Linked DNA regions of Mus musculus: all the other regions are linked to region 4. The links are chromatin loops, found by intact Hi-C in ENCODE. Cell type or tissue: left cerebral cortex. All regions are shown on one strand. Region 1 overlaps Trpm3 (transient receptor potential cation channel, subfamily M, member 3). Region 2 overlaps Trpm3 (transient receptor potential cation channel, subfamily M, member 3). Region 3 has its middle 110 kb from the start of Trpm3. Region 4 holds the start of Trpm3 (transient receptor potential cation channel, subfamily M, member 3).

The links. Peaks named below come from ENCODE experiments on the same cell type or tissue, not always from the same donor. Only the 100,000 strongest peaks of a DNase experiment are listed, where the experiment ranks them.
Region 1: it touches region 4 in a loop (2.1-fold over the local background); 2 of 42 quality-filtered maps call a loop at or near these places.
Region 2: it touches region 4 in a loop (2.4-fold over the local background); 2 of 42 quality-filtered maps call a loop at or near these places.
Region 3: it touches region 4 in a loop (9-fold over the local background); 2 of 42 quality-filtered maps call a loop at or near these places.

What each region holds. Positions count from the first base shown.
Region 1 is chr19:22,622,298-22,627,297 of GRCm38, forward strand. The region is part of intron 1 of Trpm3 (transient receptor potential cation channel, subfamily M, member 3); the gene reads left to right. Among named protein-coding and RNA genes, the nearest start is that of Mir204, 130 kb to the right of the region's middle. In left cerebral cortex, no CTCF peak of the experiment used is centred here; DNase peaks (open chromatin) are centred at 2,672 and 3,035.
Region 2 is chr19:22,628,673-22,633,672 of GRCm38, forward strand. The region is part of intron 1 of Trpm3 (transient receptor potential cation channel, subfamily M, member 3); the gene reads left to right. Among named protein-coding and RNA genes, the nearest start is that of Mir204, 120 kb to the right of the region's middle. In left cerebral cortex, a CTCF peak has its summit at 2,838 (motif pointing left); DNase peaks (open chromatin) are centred at 416, 1,986, 2,162, 2,586 and 1 more place.
Region 3 is chr19:22,334,660-22,339,659 of GRCm38, forward strand. It overlaps a transcript of Trpm3 not described here. Among named protein-coding and RNA genes, the nearest start is that of Trpm3, 110 kb to the right of the region's middle. In left cerebral cortex, a CTCF peak has its summit at 2,952 (motif pointing right); a DNase peak (open chromatin) is centred at 2,981.
Region 4 is chr19:22,446,938-22,451,937 of GRCm38, forward strand. Trpm3 (transient receptor potential cation channel, subfamily M, member 3) reads left to right here and starts at 1,271. Exons shown (of 26, transcript NM_001362491.1): 1 at 1,271-1,522. The coding sequence starts at 1,346. Gm27151 (predicted gene 27151) reads right to left here and starts at 1,645. Exons shown (of 3, transcript NR_168265.1): 1 at 1,041-1,645. In left cerebral cortex, a CTCF peak has its summit at 2,177; DNase peaks (open chromatin) are centred at 1,149, 1,545, 2,053 and 4,594; H3K4me3 peaks cover 1,921 bases; H3K27ac peaks cover 1,085 bases.

The DNA of each region.
Region 1 (5,000 bases), 180 kb after region 4:
GGGCCAATTAGCTGTAAGTGTTATAGCTCTGAAGGGAAGGGTCTCCACAACGGAAGAGTTGCAGCTCTCAAAAGAAAAGTATCCTGGCCGTCTGCAGCCAAGGAATACCATAAAGTCATATGGAGTGCGCACGCGCGCACACACACACACACACACACACACACACACACACATCAAAACATAACATATAACATATTATTGGGAAAGACACAAGAGAGTGAGTGCCTCTCCTCAGCCAAGAAGCAGCAAAGAACTGAGCAGGAGGCAGGCTCTATATAGGGTTTCTTGGGAGCAGAGTTTTCCAGAGTGGGGATTAGTGAGATTTTAAGTCCTGAGCCTAAGGATTGGTGGGTTTTCAAGCTCAGGGATTGGTAGATTTTCAAAATCCATAAAGTGAGCTCAGGCTTTTACCGTACGCCAGTGATTCATAATGTTACAGTCTTTCAATAAATTTCCTCATGTTGTGGTGACCCCCAACCATAAAATTATTTTCATTGCTACTTCATAACTGTAATTTTGCTACTGCTATGAATTATAAACATCTGCATTTTCCTATGGTCTTAGGTGACCCATGTGAAAGGGTCCATTAATCTCCAAAGACATCATGACCCAAGGTTGGGAATCACTGCCCTACATTAACTATCACTTCCTGGTAGATTGAATTCAGACAATGTCTTGGGCTTGGCACACATATGCAGAATAAGTCTAGATCAGATCACAGTGATGAGCACTATGCCTTAAGAGTAAAGCATCCACGTGGGTAACTTTCTTAGCCTTCCACTACCACCCTAAACCCTGCCTTAGTTTGACTCTACTCTCTTTTTCTTTCTACCACAGGAATACCCTCCGTTTTATCCAAGTCCAGTCCTGTCCCTGGGTTATAAATCCTACCCTTTCATCCTGCTCAGAAATCAAAGGCTATGGACTATGCATTTCCTTTCACTCCTCCATCTCTACTTCTTTCTTAACTCTAGTCCTTTTCTTTGGTGCTTAGTGTCCAACTTCACTCAGAGTCAAAAAAAAAAAAACTATTAAAAGAAACGTGAGTTACTGAGGGACATGCCTCTTCTGCTTTTACCCTGGCCAAGTCTATTTTCTACGGCTGTAACAGAAAGTTCACAAGACTGGATAACATATAGAAAACACAGGTTCCCTGTCGTTCATAGTTCTAGAAGCCACAAGGTTCAAGATTGGACCTTTGTATCTGCTTGGCCTCAAATGAAGTCCAGATGCTTTTTCAGCGCGTGGTGGAAAGCTGAGGAGGGCGAGGGTATGTTCTCTCAGAAGAGAAGGAAGGGGGCTGTGCTTCTAGGGCAGCTAGCCTAATCCCCTGAGTACATTTAATAGGCCTCCTTCATCCCTTCAATCTTAACACATCCCATTCCATCCCACATCTCATTACTACCTCATGGAGGAATTGAGCCTTGTTTCCCTGAGTAAAAACCAAATTCAAAACATAGCAACCTCTTTCTGCCTTTTGCTTTGTAAGAGAACTTTAGATTCTTGACAACTCTTGGTCTCTTTCTCTTTCTCTGCCTTGTCTTTCTCTTCCCGAAAGCCTTTCTGACTGGCTCCTCTAGCCTTCATAGATAACATTTAGCCTGAACCTTGTGTCACTGATCTTTGCCTCTCCCCGTCAATGCTTCCTTCTATTTTCTAAAACCTCTTGGCTTCCTTTCTATCTTTTCAAGACACCAAACTTCCTTCTAAGAACAACTATTAAATGCTAGAATTTTAAGTCCCCACCTAGTCACAGCCCCTCTTCTATGTGTACCCTTTATTCTAGCTGTAGCTCCACTCACAGGCACCAACAATTCACGTCCTATGTGTAAACCAATGATCACCCAATTTATCTCTTGTGTGTTTCCATGCCCTACACCCAACTGTCTAGTAAATATATCCACTCTAATGCCTCAAATGATTGGCAAGTGTAGTGAGCATAGAATGGTGCAGCCAAATCTGTCTCTCCCAGCTTTATCTGTCTCAGTGCCTGGAGTGATACTCACCCTGATGGTTATAGAAGAATCTCTCCTTCACCAAACTACTTTCCCCTTTGTGCCTCACATGTCGAGACAAGCACATCCTTATCTGACCTCTGAAATATATCTAAAATCCATTGACTTCTCCATATCTCTTCTTTTATCTATCTGAACTAAGGTATGTCTTGGCTACTTAGGGCTCCTCAGAGTTAAATGATCTTCTTATCTTTCCCATGATATTATGTGTAATACTACTATTACTACTCTCTATGGCCCCAGTGTGACACAGTCATCTTCTGGTACCAGAACACCTGCAGAAGCATCATGTAGTTCAGTTCAAAGACGATAAGCGATGACCATAAGGCCCTGCATGTCTGGCTTCTGTCTCTATTAAATCAGCTTGGCTTCTTTGAGGATTGTGTTACTTCTTTCTATAGGACCTTTGTACTAATCTTTATGACTGATCTATTGATCTTTTGGGTGATTTTTTTCTCTTCATATCTACCTTTTAAAATCTTGTGTCAGTCTAGTTCGCAGACCTTGTGTGAATTTTCTGCAGCCACCTTTCCTTTACTTACAACATTTTACCTAGACTTTTCATTACACATCCAAGGGTATGAGTGTGCTATCTATCTGTCTACACTGTGAGTCTGCAAGCTCAACACAGTCAGGAAATATGAGGTCTTTCCAATGACTGCTGCAAGGCCCTGAGTGCAGAGACAGAGACACTCAATAAACACTTCAGAAGGGCAAACAGAGAAGCAGGCAGGCTAGAAGGAATTAGAACATATGTATACAAGCTCTTTCTCATTCTCTTTCACTTTATGCCCTTCACAATTGGTCTAAAAAAAAGACAGTGGTCTCTGAAAGAGAGTTAGCCCTCATGAAATGATAAGATGGGAAGAGAGTTAAAGCAACCAGTGCTTGCAACCCTGGGTTCGTCTGTTTTATCCAGACCTAATCTAAAAATCACCAGATGGTATTTTTTTTCTGCCAATTTCTCCTGTTCTCCTTCCATACCATCACGAGTGTTCAGGGAGATGTAACAGCTGTGCTTTTTTCTTGTCATTCTTGCATCTGCCTGAGGCTCAGCACATATTGATACTCTTATACATTTGAAGAAAGATGGAACACTCACCAAGTATCCTAAACATGTAGTTTAGGGCAACCAAGGGAAACAGCATTGGCAACTGCATGTTAATGAAGCAAGAGAAATCTAGGGTCATACTATGCTGATGTGTCCCTCTCATCTGATCATAGTCGCTAAGGAGGCTCAGGCCTGGTTAGTACTTAGAAGAAGTAAGAGAAATCAAAGAATTCAATTGTTTGGTTGCATAATTCCCTAGGACTGAGCTTACAAAGAGAACTTTAGGCATGTGCTTATTATTCCTGCAATATACATCTGTGGTAGGCAAACTTTAAGACTGATTATGAAACTTTGACTTTAAAGTTTTCTACCAGTACAAATGATATGGGTGAAATATTTAAAAAGCTGTCATTTAGAGAGAAGACCATTTCTCTAGGAATCTCATTTTTCCAGTTTTCCCTCATCATTCTTCTATGCTTCAAGAGAATAATGGTGTAGAGAACAAAGGTCGGGGACAGTGATCAATCCCTTTCTTTTTCACATGAAATGTTTTCTTCAAACTTCACTCTATTGCTCTCCTCCCCCCCCCCGCCCCATTTTTGTTTGTTTGTTTGGTTGGTTGTTTGGTTGTTTGGTTTGGTTTTTGGTTTTTGGTTTTTTGAGGTTGCAGGATCTTTGTGTCTAACCAGTTCAGCGACCCAGAGCTCACATTTCTGAAGTGATTCAGACATTGTAACTGTGGAGATATTTTCCTTGAGAAGCCTCTGAGCACACTGTTGTTAAATGTACTTTTCCACTGCATATTTTGATTATTGTTTCTAAAATGCATTCAGAAAACAGGAAGGCACTTTGGTGCTTTCTCTAAATGCAGGTCATATATTTCAATTCAGACCAATACATGTAAACGAACTTACTACTGGGACCATCCCATAGTGCCAGAAACTTATGGATCACGAGAATCTATCAAGTCTGAAAGCTGTCCAAAGTGCCACTGATGACTGTGACTCTTAAATACCTCACAATGGTAAGAGTGAAAGTCCCATAATCTTTCAAAACCAAAAAGTCACTTTGGGGAAGACAATATTTTGCTCCTCTAAGCAATGCATGGCTTGTATGTCCATGTCAGGCCCTCTGTGTATGAACTCATCTGCACTTTTACCCTTGAACAAGTACATTGAGCAAACAGGAGTACGTGCACTGTTCACATTTTTCCCTCAACTGCTTTCTTTTACTCTGGTTTTCTTGGTTTTTTTCAAGCCCACATCTTAACAAAACAGTCTGGAACAAGGCTTTGCTTGTGTTGAGTAGATTTCTTAGAAACTGACCTTGCCTTTCCTGAACTGTGTGAGGCTATAACTTGAGATTGAAGATACTTGCATATAGGTCACTTAGCGTTACAAGCACACAGAGCCACACAGTTGGATTCTAGGGCATCAACTACTGTTTAAGAATTCAACAATTTACAACATAACACCTCCGTAATAGAACATTAATGAAGCTTTGTAGTACTCATCTCCGTCCTTAACAGAAAGGATAGATTTAATTATTTGTAAGCGTTAATATTAATATACAATGATGTCAATGCTAAGATTTAGATGTGTGAAATAGCAATAGGGGTATAACTTCATGGCAATACTTACCTAACACACAATGTCCTGAGTTTAACTCCTAGTACTGCAGTCAATGTGAACGAATGAATGAATGAATGAATGAGTAAATGAACAGATGAATGGAAGAAAGAAGATAGAATAGATAAAAAATATGCATGTTTGACTTTGGTGCGTGTAGGGTGTATGTGTCCATGGGGTTGAACCTAGGACCTATCAAATACTAGAAAAGCATCCCACCATTGGTTTATCAAGTGACTTTGGCTCCAAAGACCTGAATAGCTGTGTGGAAGAATCATGCAGTTGTTCATATGCCTGTGACTTTGC
Region 2 (5,000 bases), 180 kb after region 4:
CTGCGCCCAAGCAGAACATGCATTGATTTAGAAATAAGAAATGTCTCAAGAACACTCCTAATTTTAAATGTATGTATATATATCATATGATATATATATACATACATATATATATATGATAGAGAGAGAGAGAGAGAGAGAGAGAGAGAGAGAGAGAGAGAGAGAGAGAGAGAGAGAGAGATAGAGATATCACTCGTAAGTGGGTTAGAAACTCTTCACTGGTAAAAAAAACGAGAAAGTTGCAACAAAGTGGAACATGGGCAGGAAACAGCCTGAGCCACTGAGAAATGGCCTTGTCCAACAGGGAAGGGAGACCCAAGTTGATTATTCCTGCCCGATAGTTTTCTCATAAATCACACCGCTGGCAGGACAGGTGGCTGTGTCTTTGCCAACTCTCTCCTTTGTAGGAAATGGGACACCCTCCACAGTGCCAAGACCCAACAAACATACTTCAGGAACACAGAACAATGTTCAAAAAGACCTTGTAAATAGCAGAGACCTGTAAAGGACCTACTGGAAACAGGCAGTCTGAGAAAGTGTATAGTGTGCTTACTTTCTGCTTTTGCTCCACAAGAAAGCTTAGTTTTCTAACTTAAGTTGCTTTTCTAAGTAATGAAGTTGACTTGGAAGGCAACAATGTCCTTAAGTCTGCCTGGGGTGTTTAAACTATTTTACTGTTTCTTAGGCAATGCTGTGACTAGCATTTGTTGGCATCACTCAACTCACATCTGACTGTGTCTTATCCATGCTTTGATGTATTTTTATCTCCTACATACAGAGTATGATCATATGAAAGTAAATTTGATTACCTACAAAAATGTAGGGAGATGCAGTCTCTTAAGCTTACACATAAAATAACTTTTCTCGGGTTCTCTTGGCTTCCCTTGAAAAGAGAACCGAGTGCAATGAATTCTCAGATACAATGTGATGATAAATGGGAAAGCATTTCTGTATGCCGATAATAAACTATGGTATGAGACCCTGACAAATATGACTGAGCCCTTCAACTGTGACGGTCATGGAGATTTCTCACACCAGCTTTCACATGACTGGCAATGGAGTCCCCTTAGAGCTGGTTCATTTTCACCTTTAAGCTGAAAACTTTGTGATTGAATCTATTGCCTGACAAGGGAACCATTGTCAGCAAAGGTTTTCTCTGACTGTAAGTCTTAGCTGATATATTTTGCCACATGAACATTTATGATCTCAAATCTATAAAGTCACTGATAGCTTTAAAAAAAATTTAGTTTCAAAATGTCTACCCTAAGCATCCCCGGGAGTAAAACCAATCACCAGATGTGATGTACTTCAAGGAGCAAAACAAAACAAAACAAAATCCATCAGATGGAGCTGATGTGGAGATGAGCAAGTTAGGTATCTAAAGGCAATGCCTGCTGGTTTACACATGATTCGATTTGTTAAGTTCTAGCATTAAAGGCCAAAACTGGAGTATAGGTTAAGAAAGATAATGATCTCTGTATTTCCTTAAAGCAGGAGTTAGCTTACATAAGTTGTGACTTGTTTTTGAGATGTCATTAGATACCAAGGGATCTCAAATAGAATGTTAACGCTTCTCGCCCTGCCTCTATTCAAATGCCCAGCAAGGGAGACTCTACCTTTGTGATTTTTTTTTTTAAAAAAACAAGTCCATGTACAATCATGTGTATGTGTGTGAAATAAAAGGGGCTCATATATTTAGTATTACCAGGTTATATAAAAATAGTCCATAATTGGGTTAATCCAGAAATGTTTAGAAATAATTGAGAAATACTGTTTTGTCCTGCTTTGGACTTCGGCATTCCTTACTTAGATAATTTGTAATATATGTTTGTTTCTTTGACTAACATGTAACAACATATCCATCATATTCCAAAGTTGGAGTAGAAATTACTATAGCTCATTGCCTTGGCAACCAACTGCCAGTAGGCTGTGTACTGTGTTTGCTCTTCTGAAACTTGGATGGATTTTCTCTGTGGATTTGGTAACTGGTGTTTGGGATGTGCCGACTGTGGGCTGAATTTTAAGGGTGGTCTGTTTTCTGTTTGTTTGGATTTGTTCTTTTCCTTTTCTAAGAGGACTCTTTTCTTCCCTGGTCATGAATAGAAGACAAGGTACCTCATTGAAATCGAATCCTCACCCGGACTGACACTGTTCTCAGGAAGGTTAGACTGGCCTACTTTCCTCATTGTAAACACTGCCTCAACAAAGCAAAGAGTTCTTCTGAGCCCCAGCTGTGTTAAAGAGGACTTGCAACCCATGTGGACAAGAAGAACTGATCTCTGCTCCTGCTGGCCAAAAGGAGCTCTTACACCTCTTCCTCTAGCCAAACAGCAAATTGTTTGGCAAAATCAGTAACTTCTAACACCCGCCATTTAATTCATGACCTAGGAATACTCACGATTTGTAGGCATCTGCCCTAAGAACAATATGAAACCCTATCACGATTCACGGTCTTCTGTAACTGACCCTGTTCAACTCCCATCTCAGAGTTTCACAGCGTCCCCAAACCATTTTCTCCTATGCTACTAGGAAATAAGTTAAGTCACTAGGAAAGAAGTTAAATTTAATCCATCATTGCTGTGGGGAGGTGATTCATCATTTGGTTGCCCTCGGTACTTTTCAAACACGTTGTTTTCATCAATCTGAGCAGACTGGTTTTATGTTTGAGGTACGCCGTCTCATTTTTCCCATTCGATTTGGGGCCTGTGAGCAATTTCAATACTAGCAAAGCGCAAAGTAGACTTCATTAAAGACCCTTGAGCAGCCCTGCACAATCAATCAAAAGTTATAATTTGCAGTGAAGTAAGTTTAAACATTGGAAAAACAGCACCATCTGCTGGAGAGGCGCAGGCAGGGAAATATGTTTGTGTAGTAAACCTGGGGGCCCAAGCTCTTTGCTACCTGTGTATGTGTCATGTGAAGGCATTGTGGTCACTTTAGTGACAATAAGGTAGGTTCCGCTCACAGGACAGGGAAATTTGCCAAGCCCTGTTCTTGCTCTATCTTCATAGACATAAGCCTTGAGAAATCACTTTGTAGACTAAGTGGTCAAGATGTATTTATTAGAACAAGATGAACATGGTTGGGTACCTCACACCTTCAGCTAGGAGAGGGGAGGTCAAAGACTCAAGATCACACACAGGCTATAAGATGCAATGGTGATGTCAGCATCTCAGCCTTCGACTCAGGTACACAGGAGAGCAGGCATCAGGGTCCTCAAGCTGCCCAACCTCATGGCGAAAGTTATGGAGTGAGAAGAGAAGGTGCTCATTTCATTTGAATCAATAATTGTAGTTCTAGGAAGCCACCTAAAGACGAGTCTGAGAGAAATAGAAACAGGAATGTTCATTTCAACGTTACTTCAGATGCTGAGGAAGTGGGGCTGGCAATCATTAGTGAGGAACAGTTAAATCATGCGCTAGATGCTCCTGCTGCATTAAGTGTCACATTTTGAAAAATAATGATGTGGGAAAATCGTACCATCTTAGTAAGGTTTATGAAAAATGCTGATAATCAGTGTAATTATGGCTTGGGGAGGGGGAGAATCAAACAAGGAAAAGAGATAGTGATGACCACAGAATGAACTGTTCACAGTGTTGACCTGGGGCTCTGTAATTCTCTGCTGTATCTATGGGGCTGGGCTGTGCATCTGAGCAGGACTTGACACAACCTCTACATCTGCCCACTAAATGCCATGGTCATCTTTTTATCCAGATGTGACAACCCAAAAATGTCTCCAGACCTTACCAAACATCTAGGGGCAAAAATCATCTCACTGGTTGAAAGGAGACGCATAAAGGCAGAGACTTTAGTTATATCTAATATGTTGATTACAGGAATCAATGCAGGCCTTTGGAGGGGAGCAACTAACTAGTTCCCAGTGTCTTTTATAGTGGAAATCCTTAGGATGTTGCTCTGACATGTGGCAAGAAAAACTCAAAGGAGATACACGCCTCTGTACAGGTAGAACAAAGATTTTATTTATGACAGATGTCCTTAGGGACCTACAATCCCTTCCTTTTGTGCTAAGATTTTAACTTCATGTCCATTTCACAGTGAGAAAGACTTGGTTCTCATTATTCACAGGAAAGGATATGTGGCACTGTTGACCTTCGGCATTTGCTCTACTTTCCATAATTTCCTACAAGTAACACAGGCTGATTTGTTATTAGAAACTATTAAATGTCATTAATAAGCCCTAGGAACAGGTGAGTAAGTAGGCACCCAGTCCTGGCTGCTGTTAGTCTCATGTGGGCGCCACAACCTTCACAGTCTCTACCCCCTTCCAGAGTCTTCTTAAGACGAAGCCTGTGCCATTGTAGGAGTGCGTGTGACCATGAAAAAAAGGCAGAAAGTGCTGTGAAGACGTACTGCTATTTTAACAAACATTTCCTTCAGGTTTCCCAGGCTCCTTTTTTCATCATCTTAAGTTGGTTCAAATTCATAATCAAGAAATTCCAGCAAAGTCAAACAACCTACAACATCCACCCTATTGTCCATAGACAGGCACCGTAGTTTATCATTTGTAGAAATATTTTTTTCTACTTGTGCATAGTTTTCTTTTAAAGGAGTGGGCTGTTTTTGCTTTGTTTTTTTTTTTCAAATGTGAGATTCTACTTCCCCCAAATTTTCTTCAGACAAAGAACCACACAGCTGTTTCTCCAATGTCTCCATTTGATTTGTATGTTCAGTTTATTAAACTAGTAAGACTTAATAAAGTCTCAGCACAGAGAGTTATGGACCCAAATGTCAGAAGCCCAGGTTGAGACCCCTATTTTCAAACTCACTTTCAGCATTTAGCAGCACCTCAGAAGGGCAAAATGTCCTAAAAAAAAACAAAACCCTCACACTTTCTCCAGTCACTTCAAGATCATAAGGCACTCTATGTCTGCTCTCATGAAGAAAATCTTCCAACAATCCTAGGGACATCTGATCAAGTATGGGAGCTATAAACCTATTCAGAAGGGACATTTCCCATCATGAGATTCAGACCTAATAGA
Region 3 (5,000 bases), 110 kb before region 4:
GCTCTAGGTAGTTGGCTAGGTGTCCAGGACCAGGTGGGATTTCCCTCTCGTTGTTCAGGACTTTGGTCCAATGAGAGAGCTGCTGGTTACAAGACCATGAGTGCCTCCACTGCACTCGCATGTGGTTGTTTTGGGCAGAACACCTGGGTCAGAGCAGTGGTTGCTCCCCTTCCCTTGGAAACTTGCATGGCTCCTTCTGGTTCCATGAAAGCAAGTCCTCAGGAAAGAGGCCTTCAGGTTGAACCAGCTGAAATCCTCTGTGTACTGTTTCCAAAGTGTCTTCAGCATTAGGGTCTCAACTTCAGCCTCTGAAGGCAACCCAGGGCAGCAGCAATAGCCTAGATTTGGGGAACCTCTTGGACAACTGTGCCCAACAACTCAAAAGGGGGGGGGGTCCCTCACACCTGGTATTGGGATTTTACTAGGTAATTGATGATTCTTTCAGGGAGCATTATCAATCCAAATGAGAATTTTGTTTTATTCTGTATATGTATACACAGACATATATATTCTATGTAAATTTAGGTAGACACATAATAATATGATCCATCCTTTGAGTTTTTCAGAGAATTATTGTTACTTTATCATTCTTTGCCCTTTTTCTATACTTTTCTCCCTTTTCCCTCCCCAATCTAAGACTCCCTGTTTTTTCCTATTTTGCTCCTCAAATCCCTTGTTCCCTCCCATCCACTTCTTTATTTCTCATTTTCCTCCACCCCCATTGGAGCCTTTTACTTTCCTGGTTTCTGCAGGTACTCCTGGTTATGTACTAACCCTGAAGATTTAGGACTAGAAACTGCAGATGATCTAGAACATGTGGCATTTGTCCTGGGTCTGGACTACCTCACTCAGTAGGATCTTTCCTAACTCTGTCAATTTACCTGCAAATTTCATAATTTCATCTTTCTCTACAGCTGACTAGTATTCTGAGCTATACATTGACTGCATTTTCATTAGCCATTTGCTGGCTGATGGACAGTGAAATTCTTTATATTTCCCAGGTCTAGAAAGCAGCAGAGAGCATGGCTCAGCAAGCACCTGCAGAGTGTCAGGTCCTTGGGGCATACGCCAAAGAGTAGCATAGCTCGATCGGTAATTTCATTTTTAGCTTTTGGAGGATTCTCCACACTGGCTTCCACAGTGGCTGCACCACTTTGTGATCCCACCAGCAGTGAATGAAGGCGCCCGTTGTGCATCCCCCTCAGGCGTTTGTAGTCAGTGCTTCTGCAGATCTTGGCCCTTCTGCTAAGATGCAATAGAATCTCAAATGTGTTGTGATTTGCATTTCCCTATTTACTAGGGACCATGAATGTGTTTTGAGGTGGTTGTGTGTGTGTGTGTGTGTGTGTGTGTGTGTGTGTGCTTTGTTTTGTTTTGTTTTGTTTGCTATTTTGTTATCTTAGTTTGATAACTCTCTGCTCAGGTCCTAAGCCCATTTTATGAATGGGCCATTCTCTTGTTGTTGTTGGACTCTTTGTTTTTTGAATTCTTTACATATTATTAACTTCCTTATTAACATTCTGTTAAATGTGTAACTGGCAAAGATGTTCTCTCATTCCGTGGGCTTTCTCTCTACACAATCATTTCTTTAGCTGTGCAGAGGTTTTTCAGTTTTATGAGGTCTCATTTGTCAATTGTTGGCCTCAATTCATGTGCAAGTGGAGTCCTGTTCAGAAAGTCCTTTCCTACTCAAACCATGTGGGACACTGCCTATACCATGTAGGTCACTGCCTATAACATGTGTTGCAGTGCCTATATCATGTGTTGCACTGCCTATACTCTGTGGGGTCTTGCCTGTACCATGTGGGGTCCTGCCTATACCATGTGTGGCACTGCCTATACCCGGTGGGGTCCTGATTATACCCTGTGGGTTCCTGCCTATACCATGTGGGGTCCTGCCTATACCTTATGCGGTACTGCCCATGTTTTCCTTCCATCAGTTTTCACAGTTTAGGTTTCACATTCAGGCCGTCCATCCATTTGGAGTTGGTTTTTGTGCAAGGTGATAGAAATGAGTCTGCTGTAGCCAACATAGCTCCATGAGCTAAGCGGGGTGATGAAGGAATGAAGAGACATATACAAAGGCTTGGATCTGTACACTCTGCTGGGGAAACCTCGGCGCTTTGGAAGTTCACTGGGTTTACTGAAGACAGTTCAACCTTGAACAGGAGGCACAGTTACTGCAAAACACTAACAGAGACACAGGTTTAGCTAATCTGTAGGAGTTATCTCAGTGTGGGAGCAGTCATCGGGCCATAAACATCTGGGAGAGAAAGCTAAGGTGGACATTTAATACTTCAGTCCCATGGGAATGTGTGCGTGTGACAAAGCCATGGTCCTGTCTGTTGATATACATTTACCCAGGACATAACTGGTCTTCTACATTTGGACATCCAAGCCAAGAACTTAATGACACGGACTAAGACTGTTCTGTTCATTATGGTCTGTTAAGTGTCCGGACAGTTACCCAATTCAAAAAATAGCTTCAGTAACATTTTTGAAGGTAGAAATAAACGAGCTAATCTATTACAGGATTGCTCAGCTCTGATTTGGGTTAAAAATAACAAACAAAACAAAACATTAGATTGCTGATAGATGTGGAAAGGAAAAGTAAATATTTGGTGATTTCATTGTAAAATATATAGTATAAGGTTAAATATCTTCCTATTTTGATCTTTTTACATAAGAGATTTACCAAATTATTTCTTAAGCTAGATAAACTGTTTTCCAAGCTGTTTTTTTTCCTATGGAATGTGACTGATTGTGCATTGCTAGAACTGCCTATGATTCTGCCATCACTTTAAGCTTTATTATAAAAGTTAATACTTTTTACTCTGTTAATGGCAATGAGGACCTTTCGAGCCTTAAATTAATGACCACATGAAACAAATACTTGATTGTTAACACTGAAGTCTAAAAATAATCCCCCACTGTAGCCACCAGATGGCAGTGTCCAATAAATCCCCTCCTCCGTTGAGGAATTCTTTCATCAGCCACTTGATGGCATTGCTCCATTGTTTTCAAAAGCAAGCGACTCCTGGTTTTCTTCTAGGTCCCTGTCTTCATTGTGTTCTATTCTGCAGTTGTCCTTGTCTCATGGCAGCCTTCTACCCCCGCCCCCAAACCCAATTCCAGTTATGTATAATGTTTTTAATGAGATGATGTTCGGACCAACTCATGGAAGCATATTAATCATGATTTTTTTCATTCTAATTAAGCTATATTTTTAGACCAAAAGAAAAAGTCTATGTTTAAAGAAAATAAAAGTCTATGTAAAAGTCTTTAAAGTCAATGAAAAGACTGTATGGATATATAGTAATAAAATATTTATTGGGGGTGGATATGTGTGATGTCTTTCTCTTAAGGCTTTATTGTTAGTTTTTTAAGTAGCATCATGTTGTTGGATTATATTATAATTTCACATAGGGGACCTTCAAATTGTATTAGCTGTAGTAAAACACATGGCTGTTTATACTTTCACTGTTTATCACTTTTAAAGATTCTCGGGGAATACATCTACAATCACATTAGTGCTCCCAAGTAATTGATAATTTGGAATGATTGGAATAATGCAGGCGAATTAGTGTTTTACAATTGGTTTTGTACTTCTTAAGAGAGTCGTAACTTCTCTTCTGAGTTTACTGGTATCCTCACTAGCTTACTTTGATCCTATTCAAATTTGGGGTGGGCACTTATAAGAGAAAGGTTTAAGTGATTGTACCTTTAGGTATTGTTCTTTCAGAGTGTGCAGAAAGTGTTCCCGGTGAGCTAGCCTGGGATTGCTCAGCCTGGGAAGCAAGCAACTGCTGAGAGAGCTTTCAAGTCAGAGAATTCATTCCGCATGGGGTACTGCTTTTAGCACCTTCTGTAAGGCAGCAAGTCATAGATGGCTTAAAACCCATTAGAGACGAGCTGTTCTGAGTTACGTCTACTTTCCTGTGGGAGAAACTTTTAACACAATATTTTAAATCTATTCTTTGGGAATTTCATACATGGAGACATTGTATTCTGATTATATCCAGTGTGCCCCCTCAAACTTCCCCTGGCCCACCCCAACCTCTCCTCTTCCCAGGTATAACCTGAAATCAAATCAGTGCTACCTGTATGTGGGTGGGTGGATGGGTCATCCACTGTGGCATGGGCACCCTACCAGTGCACACATTCCCAAAGGAAAAGGATTCCTTCCCTCCCAGAAACCACTGACTACAAATAGCTACTCAGCAGAGGAGGTGAGAGGTACCTGTGAGCCCCTCCTTCATCCATCCTTGCATGAATTCTTTATCTGTAGAGCCTCAAGTGGTTTTTCTTTGTAATTTTTTTTTTTTTTTTTTTTTTTTTTTGGCTAAGGCATTCTTTCAAAGCTTCTGCTTTCAAAACGCACCAAGTGTGTGCTTAAAATCTTGAGAGTCCTTCCAAAATGTCAATCCTTGGGAGGCTCGCCGCCACGGCAGGCTTTTTAAGTGTGTGGCAGTAACTGGGCGTAACATGTGACTGACACGACAAGGCTCTCTGTGAGTGTTAAGGTTGAATGGGAAAGTCAAGATGACAGTATAGAACCAAGTCATGGTTGGCTGGAAAGCAGGCTTGATATTACCTCGCTGCACCTTTGAATCAGTTAAGATCGGATTCTGGCAAACAACAGTGTAAAGAAACAAATGCTCAGCTAATTAGAATGCAAAGGGATGAGGGGATGAGGTGACATCGGATGGTCACAGGTTGGTTAGCACACAAGCTAAGGACTAACCTTTCTGACTTCCCCTTCTACCTTCCCATCTGTTAGCTCTGTCCTCCGGCTTGTCTCTTCATGGCCACTAGTTCATTTTGTGTGTCTAGCAGTTGTGCTTAGATACTAGACTGTCCAAAAGAATAAAAGACATCTAACTCCACCCAAAGGCCCCAGAAGTAAACACCCTCTGTTCCCTTTGCCTGGCGTTGCTTGGATACTCATTTCTGGGTCACACAGTGGTGGGGTAATTTGATTTCCATCAGAGCCTGAACTC
Region 4 (5,000 bases):
TCTAACCCCTCTGGATTTTATCCCAGAATACACAGTAGTCTCAGGAGTGGAAAGGGGAGGGGTCTGTTACCCATTTCTTCTAGTTAATTAAAAATGAAAAATCTCTACAGTCACTGGAAAGGAAATAAGGTGGAAATTTTAAGTACCCCAGAAACACTTGAAGGGCAAGGGTGTGGGGAGTCTCCTGGGCAGAGTCTTTTGTCAGTGATACTACTAAACTTTAATGTCTGGGGAGAGTGGGTAGTTCAAATAAGAGGTGTGAAAGGGCCACCCCCAGCCCTAACCCAGCCCTCCTGAGCTTCCCTGCTTTAAGTGAAACTGGCCAAATTCTGCCTTTAAATGGAAAAGTTCCCTCATGTTCCCTTTCACCATGGGAGCTTTAAAAACTGTTGGCTCCAATGGAGCCACACTTTTGTAAAGCCTCCTTCAAAAATTATTGAGAAGAGGGGGACACTCAAGGAAACCATTTTTTGTGGACAGTACCCTGTAGGGCACTTTAAGGGTTAAAGTTTGTTGCAGAGAAGGTCTATCTTGTGGGAATATCCCCCAATATAGAAACAACTATTGTTGAAAGGGTAAGCCACAAACGTCTTCTTTTGCACAGCTTTCTGTGACAGGAGTAACTCCTTGTTCCCTGTGTGTGTATGTGCGAGTTTGACTAAGCCTCTGACCATCTATCATCTACATGGGGCTTGCTTGTATCAATCAGGGTGCAGACTGTCAATCATAGTTAATAAAAGACTTCAGAACACAGCAGGGATCTCCTTTTACTATAGATCCATTCTACGATAGCTCTCAATTTATTATGTCACACAAATCAAAAAGGAAGCATTTATCTTATCATTCAGAGGCATCCCTTCTCCCTCCCGGTGTCCTAGCCCCTCCCCCTGCGCCAGTTTCCAGCCCCTCAAAGATGCTTTGTGCAAAAAAGTATAAGTTCTCCTTCTGGGTTCATTTTTGTTCCTTTTTGCTCTCCTCCTGGCTCCCCCCCAAAACAAGAGAGCAAAGCAAATGGCCCGGGTTCCCCCCCAACGCCTGACCTGTGTTTGCAGAAGGAGAGCAGGAGAGGGAGCGCGCATTCTGGAGCAGGCTCCTCTGACTCCGACCACAGGCTGTTTTGTGCAGGCTGTCCCTCTCCTTCGAAATCAAGCATCCCCCTCCCCGAAGCAGCAGGCAGCGTGCCTCCATTCGGCCACATTTGGTATGCATGAGCACGGCTGCAGGAAGAGGGGAGGTGGCTTTCTTAAGAAGGTTCAGGGGCTCAGGAAACGCCACTTGACTAGACTCCCAAGTTCCAGGAAGCCTCTGCCCTAATGGAATTTGCAGGTGTGGAGATGACCATGGGATGCCAGGGCCGTGGGGGACCGTTTATTTTCTAGGCACTGCCCAGATTTGCAGTTTCTTGTCTTCCCGGTGGAATTTGGAAGGGGTCATGAATCAGACTGATGCTTCTCGACCCCTAAATTGGACCATCCGGAAGCTATGCCACGCAGCCTTTCTCCCATCTGTCAGACTTCTCAAGGTACTGTAACTTGCTGCTTTGAATGGCTCTTACTCTGCTTTTCAGGTTGAAACGCCCAACTTCGCACTTGGGCTGGGACGCCAGTTCTGGGGCGTGAGAATGCATGCAGTTCTGGCTTGTATTACCCATGGCTAGAGAGAGTTCCCAACACCCCTACCCCACCCCCACCCCCACGCAGCCTGGAGGATAGCCTGAGCCACACTAGGGAATTAGATACGGTCTCAGGGATGGGGCTACCTGTGCGCATCCCCACCTTTCTTAACCATTAGTCCGCCAAACAATGGATTCTCTTATTTGGAAGGATGAGAATAATAGTGGGCATGAAATCGCTTCCTCTTCTGCATTTGGCTCCAGAGCTCATTTTCTTTCCCTGGGGAAGCCCTTCGACCCACTTTCCCTTAAATGGAACCTGAGAGAACAAAGGATTCTCCTCCTTATTTTAAAAGCTCCCTGGCTAGGTGGTCAGTCAGGTAGAGACAAAGGAAGAATGGACCTTATCCCATAGTGACTTTTTAAAGGCACGGTCATTTCTATCTCTTGGTCACTGGACTGGAGTCAGTGTGGAAAAGTATTGTTTCGCATCCGTGGAAGGAAGCCGTATCTAGCTCTGAGTTACACAAAAGATTCCTACTACACCTGAGCTGCAGTTGCTAGTTGTGTCCACAGTGCTCCTGTTTCTGGAAGCAAATGTATTAAAGATGCTGAAAAAGTCCTCACAACTCCTTGGGAATCTACCTTCATCCTCTGCCTGACAGGGAAGGACACAAAGTGTGAAGGCGTGGAGGAGAAATATTGCTTAGAAAAGAAAAACGTGCTAACCTTTGGGGGTGGGGGTGGGAGAGCATAACGGAATGTTCCACATTAAAGTTTGCCAGGCAAGACAAGTCCTTAATTCTCCTTTTCCTATTATATATGATCTTCTGATTTAATTACTAGTGACCATAGAGGGAACTGGCTGCAACAGAGGAATGATGGATTAGCCCTGAATAAATCACTCCTTTTTTTTTGGGGGGGGGGGGGGAGGTGGTATTCTGGTTAGGTTTGATGTGGACAGATCAGATAATTCTAAATAGCTAAGTGGTGTCTCGTTACCAAATATGACCCATTGTCTGAGTTTCCCTGACCCTGTTAAACACAAACTGGTATTAACTTTCACAAAGTGTGCCCCCAAGTGCCCTTCAAACCTCATCTTATGGTTGTCATGGCAATGACTTGCTTCCTAAGGGATATTTGGAAAGGAGAACATTTGAGGGCATAGGGAGTGGTTGAAATTTCTACACTTATGGGTGTTTTTGCTGTATTGGAGCAACATGTGTAATGAAGCGTGAAAAAGAATGAGGCCAGAGGATTAACAAATGAATGTGAATTTCCCTCCAGATTTAGTAGTCAATCAAGACTAGGGAAAAGAATGTTTTGGCAAATTCACTATGACTAAAAAAGTGAAGTTTTGTGAGCCCATGTGTAATAAGAACTACCTTTTCAGTTAATGCTGTTCACTGGCTTGACCCCAAAGTGATGCTTTTTAACTCATCTTAACAGTTATATGTATATATTATTAATGCATTCTCAATGTATTATTAATTAGTGCTCATTTTTAAAAATAGAAACTGTTATTAATATACACTTCACAAAGCCAGGAGAGAAGTTTGTATTTGAGATAGATGACTTATTTTTAGAAGAACTCTGTCATCCTTTAAAATTGAACACACAAACACACAGACACATACAGAGACACACACACACACACATACAGAGAGAGAGAGAGAGAGAGAGAGAGAGAGAGAGACTATGGCCAGGAGACCAGAGCTTATGTTTTCATCTAACTTCACCCTTCCATTATTCCACTCACTAATGTGGTTCTTGATAACCCTCCATCTAATAAAGAACATTAGTAAGCCTCCTTTTGCTGATTGCAGGATCTGAAAGAGGGGATGCGTTTTATTAGAGAACTTTCTCCCTAAATGACATCTGTGCATTTGAGAGTGTAACTACCCCATGAGACTTTAGAGAGCAAGCACATTTCAAAATTGTACAAGGAAAATAAATGGATGCCACATCCTTTAAGCACTATTTAGGCACGAAGGTATTTGGAGGGTACCTGTGCTCACCACTACACCATCCAGCTGCTTTTGAATATGGGCAAACATGTCATCTACATGAACACCGTGGTGTGTGTTTCCCCCTCTGGGTGATTGGTGCCCCACTTTTGCTCTGTTTAGTACCTATGCATTCTCCCGCTGCTTGTGTCTTTCAAGTCAAAACTGAAAGCTCATGAGTAATAATTTGCATCTTTGGTAAGTGTTCTTCTTGTCTCAGGCTAAACATTAAATATTTAATAATGTTTTTCCTTGCAGTTGATTGCTTACTTTTTACTTTGTCATCTTTTTGACTTAGACTCCACTCCCCCTCCCAACCCCACTGTCATCACCATGTTAATTTGATGTATGGCTTATCTGAATATCCAGATGTAATGAAACCTTTGGCTTAACAAGGCCAATTCTCCCATTCAACAGGTAAATTTTGGTCCTCTTTCAACTGTCTTGAAGTTCTCTGCCCTCTCTGATGCCTTGGGACTTATCAGGAAATGCAGTGCGGGGCCTTACGGCCTGATTAGATTTAGCTAAACGCAGATCACTTCCAACAGTCTTGGTTCAAGCTGATTTCTCTTCTTATTCCTCTTCTTGAAAAGTGTATTGGGTATTTTTATTTATTTATTTTTGCTAACTTATTTTGATACTGTATGGATAGTCAGAAATGGCTTCACACACACACACAAATGTCCTGATAGAAATGGGTTTCTATTGAATAAGAGGGAGACAGCAGCCCTAACACATGAATAAACCCAGCAAGTGTTGGAATGGATGTATTATTCCTTCTGAAAACATGTCATTGTGTTGTTTTGTCCACCCCCAAAACAAATTTTGAACATGCCCACTGACTCTCACTCTGAATTTGGAGCTTCACTTGGAAATAACACTTGGAAATGAATGTCTGGATTGGAATAGGGTAATGATAGCCAAAAGGCGGTGCCTGCTTTGAAATGGACGCCTCACAGATGGGACCCTTTCCAGGCGACTTCTGCTCTGCCGGAGCTTGCTTCCTTCTTATGTAGTTCAAGACTTCATCGTACCATTAATCATACACACACACAAGTGAATTTAGTGCCAGTGACAGAATGTTCTTAGCATATTTCATATTCATTATCAGGTCTGTCTCTGCCATTGTTTTATTTAGGAGATTTTATTTTGGTAACTTGTGTTGAGTTTGAAGATTATTTTTAGAGCAAAAGGGTTTTCTTAGAAGTGAAGTTTTGGCAAGCTTTTTGAAGGGAAGGCTTCTGAAAAATGGGTTGCATTGGAGCAAAGGGAATAGCTATGTAGCCCTCTTTGAATAAAAACATTTATGCCAATTCATTAATGAAGAGAATATGATGCGTATAACTCTAAAGACTTTGGTCACTTTGCATTGAGGGAGGATG